Linked DNA regions of Homo sapiens: region 1 is linked to region 2. The links are chromatin contacts, found by Hi-C or POLR2A ChIA-PET in ENCODE. All regions are on one chromosome and are shown on one strand. The core of a region is the stretch at or near the end of the contact, and the rest is flanking DNA. Distances in the headings are between cores, read along the strand shown.

Region 1 (5,030 bases), core at 958-3,457, 240 kb before region 2:
TGAGATTTTTAAGTTACCAGTTGCTCGTATTAAAAAAAAAGAAATCCCCAAACTAGTGGCTTAAAACAACCAAGTGGTTATTTGCTCACAATTCTATAATCTGAGCTGGGCTTAGCTGGATGGTCTGCTGGTCTTGCTGGTGTTCACTCATGTGTCTGTATTCAGTTGGGTTGGCTGGAGACTGGGTTCTTTGGGACACTGGAATGTCTGAGCTTCTCTCCCTTTCCCTGTAGTCTCAGAGCCACTCCCTTTCCAAGTGGACTCTCCACACAGTTTCTCCAGCAGAGTAGCAGGTCTTTGCTCATGGTAGCTAAGGGATCTCAAAACCACAAAAGCAGAAACTGCCAGCTCTTCGTGGCCTTACACCTGGAATTGGCACAACACCACTTCTACTATATCCTGTTAATTAAAGCAGATCACAGCCCAGCTCAAAATCAAGAGGGATAGGAGACTACACAAGGGTATAAATACTTAGAGAAATAGTTCAGTGTGGGCCACCAAATTGGTGGTCCACCACAATAATCTTAAAAATTTCAGCCAGGCACAGTGTCTCATGCCTGTAATCCTAGCACTTTGGGAGGCTGAGGTGGGTGGATAACTTGAGCTCAGGTGTTTGAGACCAGCCTGGGCAACATGGTGAGACCCAATTTCTACTAAAAAAAAAAAAAAAAAAAAAAAAAAGGCTGGGTGTGGTGGTGTACGCCTGTGGTCCCAGCCACTTGGGAGGCTGAGGTGGGAGGATCACTTGAGCTGGCAGGCGGGGTGGGGGAGTGGTGGGGAGTGGAGGTTGCAGTGAGCTGAGATCACTGCAGCCTGGGTGACTTTTATATATAGATTTGTTTTATGAAACTTGCCTGAAATCACTTACTTTAAAAATGACATAAAGTTCTACCTCTTGGGAGCTTGGTAAAAATAAAATTTCTCAAAGAAAAATTCAATGGGCACTACATCTCCAGTACCTAACAGTACTTGGCTCATAAAAGGCTCTCAATAAGCATTTGTTGAATGAATACTACTGAAGAATCTGGCTAATGCTGCACATATAAGCAGCACCACTGGAAATATAGAACAGGTTCTGAAGGCAAAGTCTGAGCAATTACTTGCAAAGTCACACCTGTGGCAACAGCCTTTGTTTGCTGCTGATATGTTGGGGCCATTTGCACATCAAGCTGGACACCATCCTACTTCTCAGAAGTCATCATCTATAATTACATCCTTCCTGAGAGTCTAAAAACACACATTAAACTAATAAATAAATTGAAGCATTTATGTTCTGTGAAAACAAAAAGGAAGTTATTTGAGGAGAGCGGTTAGTGTAGAAGGAAGCCAGGAAGTTTCATTGTTCTTGTTAGTCAGGGAAGACTTCCTGGAAGAGGTAATTTCAGGAGCCCTGAGAATGATGAGAGAAGATAGAGGTTGATTGGGGGTGTTCTGAGCAAGTGGTATGAGCTTAAATAAAACGTCAGAGACACAAGAGCAAGATGAATAACGGGAGTAGTGAATAACTTTCCAAAGAATAAAGGGCCAGTTTTGGAAGGTGTTTGACAGACTAGTTCAGGCACTTTCTGCAAAAGTAAAGGCCTTGAGTGCCTCTGCAAAGGTTGAATGTTGATGAGTCTGAGCTCTCAAAAGATGATCATTTTGGCCCCATCACTCCACTGCTTGGGCTCCCTCCTGCTCTGGCCTCCCAGTTACTTCTAGAGAGATTCCATGTGAGGCACAGAGTGAGCACGGCTGTATTTCATAGGTTCACTGGCACTGGGGTGCAGCAATACACAGTCTCAATGCCATCACACTTAAAAGTGGCTTCCTTAGAAAGAAACGAGGAAATGAGAAGGAGTCCACTTGAGTGAACCCCTCTACCTAGACCTCCCTTCCAAGTTGAGTGAAAGCCGCCCCTAAGAAGCCTGTGCTCCTTGAGGAACACCATCCGCAGGACACACTCCCTGCCAGGGAACACGTTGCCTGGGGTCTCTGGGGTCTGTCTTATGGTCTTTGTGACCATCCCTTTGTGACCAGGTGCATATACGGAGAAGTGGCTGGGAAATGGGCAGGAAGCCTGCATTATTTTCCCTGCTGCATCCACCACTACTGAGTAAGCAGCAAATTCCTGGAACTGCTTTTACTGTTTTCTGTGACTCTTATTAGGAACCACACTCATGAGTCATACAACCAGTAAGGCTTACCAAATATTTACCATGAGCAGAATCCTAAGCCAGGTCCCGAGAGGGCGCACATAAAGTCAAAACTGAAAGGAAGTCCCCAAAGTTATCTGATCCAGCTTCCTGCTTTCAGGTAGGTGAATGTCAATAAAGTGAGCTAGTTGTTAGAAGAAATATGCCTTGCGCTCAACCTCTCAGAAGGCTCAGGGGATGCCCCAAAGTGGCAAAACAATTGGAGAATGAGACTCACCTGCCAAGAGGAAAGACACTGAATTGATTCACCCCTGAGGAGAGCAGGTTAAGGTGTGGTAGTTTAGTTCTGCAGGAAAATCATAGGCAGAGCTCGAGGCCAACACTTCTCTGCCTCTGTTGGGGAAAGAACAAGAGGAAATGGGTTTGAAGAACAACATGTAGGACCAAAAATAAACGCAAAGAACTGCCGATCATCCGTGTTGTTAAGTCCTGGAACGCTGAAAGCAGTGCAGAGTCCTTCGTTAAAAGAAAAACAAAAACCAAACCTCAGGTATAATCTTGCCTAGACGCAAACCAAAAAAAGATCTAGGACAATCTCTCTAAGATCTATGTTATCAGCAGTTGCCTCTGGGTAAAGGGATTATTGGTGGTAACAATAACTGAATTATTTTCACTATGTATTAATTAAATATATAATTTATTATTAATGATCAATAATTATTGCTGTTTTCTGAATTTTTAAATTTTCTGTGGTGTCCCTTTTTATAATGAGAATCTTCATTTTTAGGAATCTCTTCTAGTCTTCTGTGACTTAAAAATTTATGATTCAATTTTTAATAAAGTCTGGAATCGCCTGGTATATAAAATTGTATCCATGCAAAATATAAAAATTCATGGCTACTTTTATATATAGATATGTTGTATGAAACTTGCCTGAAATCACTTACTTTAAAAAATGACATAACATTCTAGCTCTTGGGAACTTTGTAAATAATAATAATAATAATAAAATAATAATGATATAAAGGTGTATTTAGACTTAGTCTTTGTAAATCCCTTTATATTATGCAGACCACTGAAACTATCAGCTAACAATAATTACTCCAAAATCTGCCATCGGCTAACTAGCTTGAAGATACAAAAGTTCAAAATTCGGTGGAGTGTTGCCCACTTTGACTCACAATAAAAGTCAGACTTTTTTTTTTGAGACGGAGTTTTGCTCTCGTTGCCCAGGCTGGAGTACAATAGTGTGATCTCGGCTCACCGCAACCTCTGCCTCCCGGGTTCAAGTGATTCTCCTGCCTCAGCCTCCCAAGTAGCTGGGATTACAGGCATGCGCCACCACGCCCGGCTAATTTTGTATTTTTAGTAGAAACGGGGTTTGTCCATGTTGGTCGGGCTGGTCTCAAACTCCCGACCTCAGGTGATCCGCCTGCCTCGGCCTCCCCAAAGTGCTGGGATTACAGGCATGAGCCACTGCACCTGGCCAAAAGTCAGACTTTTAAAATAGATTTTTTGAAATGCTCAACACCACTAATCATCAGAGAGATGCAAATCAAAACCATAATGAGATACCATCTCATACCAGTAAGGATGGCTGTTATTAAAGTAAAAAAAAAAAAACCAGATGTTAGTGAGGTTTCATGGAAAAGGGAATGCTTATACACTGTTGCTGGGAATGCAAATTAGTACAGTTCCCGTGGAAAGCAGTTTGGAGATTTCTCAAAAAACTAAAAGTAGAATTACCATTCAACTCAGCAATCCATTACTGGGAATATACCCAAAGGAAAATAAATCATTCTATCAGAAAGATACCTGTATTCATATGTTTATCACAGCACTATTCACAACAGCAAAGACATGGAATCAACCTAAGTGCCCATTAATGGTGGATTGGATAAAGAAAATGTGGTACATATACACCACGGATTACTATACAGCCATGAAAAAGAATGAAATCACATCCTTTACAGCAACATGGATGCAACTGGAGGCCTTTATCCTAAGCAATTTAATGCAGAAACCGAAAATCAAATGAACTATCATGTTCTTACTTATAAGTGGGAGATGAACATTGGGTACACTTGGACACAAATATGGGAACAATAAACCCTGGGGATTCCAAAAGGAGTAGGGGAGGGAGGGGAAATGGGTTGAAAAACTACCTATCATGTACTATGTTCACTACTTGGGGGATGGGATTCTTAGAAACCCAAACCTCAGCATCATATAATTTACTCATGTACCAAACCTGCAAACATATCCCTTGGATCTAAAATAAATAAATACACAAGTAAAATACATTTTGTCGGTTGTTTTGCTACTGGTAGTTCATCTCCCACATCTAACTGACATGTATGTGGAAATCACTTCATAGCATGAGTTTATCAGCATTCTGAATAATTTATTCCTCCAATCTATCATATTAGTAATATTTCTGCTGAACAAGTTGGCAGTTTATCCAATACACCACTTTTGGTGGATATAGTCATTTGAGATGGAATTTTAACAATGTTCACTACGTGAGTTAGAATATTAATAAAAGAGGCCAGGCACAGTGGCTCACGCCTGTAATCCCAGCACTTTGGGAGGCTGAGGCAGGCAGATCACCTGAGGTTATCAGAAGTTCGACACCAGCCTGGTCAACATGGCGAAACCCCGTCTCTACTAAAAATACAAAAACTAGCAGGGCGTGGTGGTACACACCTGTAATCCCAGCTACTCAGGAGGCTGAGGCAGGAGAATCACTTGAACCTGGAAGGCGGAGGTTGCAGTGAGCTGAGATCGCACCACTGCACTCCAGCCTGGGCAACAGAGTGAGATTCCATCTAAAAAAAAAGACTATTAATAAAGGAAAGGCACTTCACCTACAAGTCAATAAAATAGATGTAAAGA
Region 2 (4,528 bases), core at 1,742-4,241:
AGAACTGAAAACTCTAGTCATTCTCTGGTCTTTCTGGTGACTGTCTCCCAACCTGAAGCTATCTAGAGGCCCCCAGCCACCAGTTATCTCATTAACATATAAAAAGACACTCATCACTCTGGAGATTTCAAGGGTCTTAGAAGCTTTGTTTTAGGAACTGGAGACTGAGACCAAATAGTACAAGAGATGCTCCTATCTCCCCAGTCACTCAGGAAATTACAAGTGCTTAGGAGCTCTGTCCAGGAACTGGGGATGAAGACCAAATATCTATTTCTTATTATATCACAATGTCACACAGGACATCCAGTTAAGTTTCAATTTTTAAAAAAATAAAAAATGTGTAAAGATCCCAAATATTACATGGGACCTATTTATACTAAAATTTTATCTGATTTTCAAATGTAACTGAGTGTCCTCTGTTTTATCTGACAGACCTCTACCTAGGGCTATGCATGCCTGGGGTCCCAGAGGTGACTGGGGTCTGTGCAGTCCAGTTTCTAAACCACAGTTTTAGGGAAAAGTGTGGCTCTCTCGTTCTGCTTCCCTCTCCTGTCCCTGGAGCCATTCTGCTCTTGAGCAGAGCTAAGGCTCCCTTCCCCAGCAGCAGTGCCTGAGACCCCAGCATCTGTGTGCTTCCAGTGGAGGAAAGTCTATGAAACAATGGACTTAGTTTCCTGAAGCGTTGGAGTGTTTCCTTTTTTCTTTCTTTTTTTTCCTGAGACAGGGGTTCACTCTGTCACCCAGGCTAGAGCTCAGTGATGCGATCTCAGCTCACTGCAGCCTCGACCTCCTGGGCTCAAGCGATCCTCCCACCTCAGCTTCCGGAGTAGCTGGGATTACAGGCGTGAGCCACTACGCCTGGATGGAGTGTTTTCTAAGGGTCAGAATAACTCCATACATAGCCAACATTTATGACAAACAACTATATCAGTTCACACAATCACTTCAAGTGAAACAGATTGCTTCATACTCTGTTTCCACAGAGGTCCTCCTTCTCCCTGATGGATGGCCGCCTGTCCTGGGCAGGCACATTATAAAACTGCAGCTGCCTTGCTTTCCCCTTCCTGCTCCCCAGCCCATTCCTTCTGTGAGGAATGACCACACTCAAACCATTCATCCTGGTTCTGTTGGGTGGATACTGGTGACTTCTGCGGGAACCAGTGCTGGAGATGACGGGGCAACTGACACACCTCTCTGTCTTCACTCCCCTCACCCCAACAAAGCAGCAAAAGGACTTCTTGGATACTCAGATGAACTCCTGAGTGCCTTCCAGAATGAGCTCATTCTAGAGAGGAAACCGGTGAATCCCGCAGAGGACATCTGTTGATTTTTGTCTGCTTACATTTGAGTCCTTCCTATGTGGAGGAGTCCTCCAGGGGGTGGTCTCGACAGGAAGCAGACAGTCTTCTAGGGCCCATGTTTGACCCAGGCTCAGCCCGTGGGATGCTCAGGCTGGGGGCTTTGACTCTTGAGGGAGAGACAGGTAATTAGAGACGGTGCACACCTGTAGTCCCAGCTACTCAGAACACTAAGGTGGAAGGATTGCTTGAGTCTGGGAGGTCAAGCCATGGCAGTGGGGTCGAGAGTCCAGCAGTCCATGGTAACTGGTAGCAGAATTCACACAGGCATCCTGACCCCGAGGCTGAGCGGCTGTGACTAGGTTCTTAGCTACCTGGCCTTCAGGGTGTTCCCTGCCCATTTTCCCGAACCTGGTTTGCCAGACACGAATCAATCCTGTAAACCATCCAATATTCTTTCTCATAAGCTCGTTCTTAGCTTGAGTTAGCCAGAGTGAGTTCCTGCCGTTTGCAGCAAGAGCACTCACAGATACAATCTATAGGTTGTCACACTTCACCCCTCTCACTCACTGCCCCACTCCGTGGTGATGTTAAATAAAATTTATAGGAGCCCATTGTTTTGGACTGAGGTCCTACACTAGGCCCCAACAGACCAAGCCAAAATGGAGTCACTCGTGCTAAGTGCTGCATAATCAAACTGAAACTTTATGAAGCAGGAAAATCCCCTAACAGATCATGTTTTCCTAAAAATAGGAGATTTATGGCAACCAATTGGAAAGGGCCCAGTAAACCTGAGCTGGCACGATAAGATAGTCCTCTTTCCTTTAACCCTTATAAGGAAAGCAACCTGACGTTAACTCATCTGCTTTTTTGTGGTATTCTGTTTCCTTGTTCCTGCTCAAGCTACCTTACAATGGATCTGTCGTGCCGAGTGGAACTCCCTCTATTTTGGAAGATATGCTGTCTGATTCCTGGATCACTAATAAAAGCCAAGTAGGGCTAGGCACAGTGGTGCATGCCCGCAGTCCCAGCTACTCAGGAGGCTGAGGCAAGAGGATCACTTAAGCCCAGGAGTTCAAGACTGTAGTGAGCTATGATTGCCCCATTGCACTGCAGCCTGGACAACAGAGTGAGACTTTGTCTCAATTAAAAAAAAAAAAAAGGTTGGGTGTGGTGGCTCATGCCTGTAATTCCAGCACTTTGAGAAGCCAAGGCTGGCAGATCACTTGAGCACAAGACCAGCCTGGGCAACATGGTGTAACCCCTTCTTTTACAAAAGAAATAGCTCAGCTTTATGGTGCGCATCTGTAGTCCCAGCTACTCTGGAGGCTAAGGTGGGAGGATCGCTTGAGCCTGGGAGGTCAAGGCTGCGGTGAGCCGAGATCGCACCACTGCAACTCCAGCCTGGATGACAGGGCAAGACCCTGTCTCAAAAAAAAAAAAAAAAAAAAGGAAAGCCAATTACTTGTTTCACTATGTTGAAATTTTATTTTTTAACAGTGCCCTTGGTTGGCCAGCTCTGCGCATAAAAGTGAAGATGGCGTGGCAGATGCCAAGAGACCCACAAAGGGGCTGTGCAGATTCCGGGAGTGAGATGTGGCGGTGTCTGGAAGGACAGAGCAAGAAGAGCAGGTCTGGGGTTTCCCAGGCCAGATGCTTGTCTACCCTCTACTGCTCTCTAGTGGCCAGAGTCCAGAAGCCGGGCAAGCCTTTCAGCTTTCCTCCTCAGAATAATGTCAGAGCAAGTGGGAGCACAGAGGAGAAGCTCCCGGCTCTACAGGTCAGAGGACACAGTGCTTCCACTGAGCGTCATAAGTCTTTATAATGGGGCCAGACCAGCTGGCAGGGCTGTGACAGGCAAGGTGCAGGGAATGACATGGGCAAAACCATGGAGACTTGAGATTATATTGCACCGTCAGAGAATGCAAATTATTTGGTAGGACCAGAAGCTAGGGTGTGAAGAGGGTGGTGAAGAATGGGCCTGAGACCAGTGGAACAGAACAGAAGCCTCAGAAATAACACCACACATCTACAACCGTCTGATCTTTAACAAACCTGAAAAATAAAAAAGAAATGGGGAAAGGATTCCCTATTTAATAAATGGTGCTGGGAAAACTGGCTAATCATATGTACAAAGCTGAAACTGGATCCTTTCCTTACACCTTACACAAAAATTAATTCAAGATGGATTAAAGACTTAAATGTAAGGCCTAAAACCATAAAAACCCTAGAAGAAAACCTAGGCAATACCATTCAGGATATAGGCATGGGCAAGGATTTCATGACTAAAACACCAAAAGCAATGGCAACAAAAGCCAAAATAGACAAATGGGATCTAATTAAACTAAAGAGCTTCTGCACAGCAAAAGAAACTACCATCTGAGTGAACAGGCAACCTACAGAATGGGAGAAAATTTTTGCAATCTACCCATCTGACAATGGGCTAATATCCAGAATCTACAAAGAACTTAAACAAATTTATGAGAAAAAAAAAACCCCATCAAAAAGTGGGCAAAGGATATGGAACAGATACGTCTCAAAAGAAGACATTTATGTGGCCAACACGCAGGAAAAAATGCTCATCATCACTGGTCATTAGAGAAATGCAAATCAAAACCACAATGAGATACCATCTCACGCCAGTTAGTATGGCGATCATTAAAAAGTCAGGAAACAACAGATGAGATGCTGGAGAGGATGTGGAGAAATAGGAATGCTTTTACACTGTTGGTGTAAATCAGTTCAACCATTGTGGAAGACAGTGTGGCAATTCCTCAAGGATCTAGAACTTGAAAGACCATTTGACCCAGCAATCTCATTACTGGGTATATACCCAAAGGATTATAAATCATGCTACTATAAAGACACATGCACACGTATGTTTATTGTGGCACTATTCACAATAGCAAAGACTTGGAGCCAACCCAAATGTCCATCAATGATAGACTGGTTAAAGAAAATGTGGCACATATACACCATGGAATACTATGCAGCCATGAAAAAGAATGAGTTCATGTCCTTTGCAGGGACATGGATGAAGCTGGAAACCATCATTCTCAGCAAACTATCACAAGGACAGAAAACCAAACACCGCATGTTCTCACTCATAGGTGGGAACTCAACAATGAGAACACTTGGACACAGGGCGGGGGAACATCACACACCAGGGCCTGTCAGGGGGTTGGGGGCTGGGGGAGGGATAGCATTAGGAGATATACCGAATGTAAATG

Evidence for each region. A loop is a pair of places that touch in the nucleus more often than their neighbours do. ChIA-PET counts read pairs that join two places held with the same protein, here RNA polymerase II (POLR2A). Pooled maps may share reads with other maps.
Region 1: a loop to region 2 is called in a pooled map, with 2.2 times the contacts of the local background. The contact joins two enhancer-like sites. A Hi-C loop is called at or near these places in 4 of 168 maps with a recorded cell type or tissue (K562, MCF 10A, PC-3 and 1 more) and 6 of 50 pooled maps. POLR2A ChIA-PET finds 5 or more read pairs at or near these places in 7 of 52 experiments (IMR-90, MCF 10A, RWPE1 and 3 more).

The regions. Positions count from the first base shown.
Region 1 is chr1:212,718,862-212,723,891 of GRCh38, reverse strand. No RefSeq gene overlaps it. Among named protein-coding and RNA genes, the nearest start is that of BATF3, 22 kb to the right of the region's middle. Within about 2 kb of position 2,207, at least 5 of the 41 ENCODE cell types and tissues checked have a DNase peak (open chromatin) inside an H3K27ac peak, as active enhancers do.
Region 2 is chr1:212,475,779-212,480,306 of GRCh38, reverse strand. No RefSeq gene overlaps it. Among named protein-coding and RNA genes, the nearest start is that of LINC02771, 5.2 kb to the right of the region's middle. Within about 2 kb of position 2,991, at least 3 of the 41 ENCODE cell types and tissues checked have a DNase peak (open chromatin) inside an H3K27ac peak, as active enhancers do.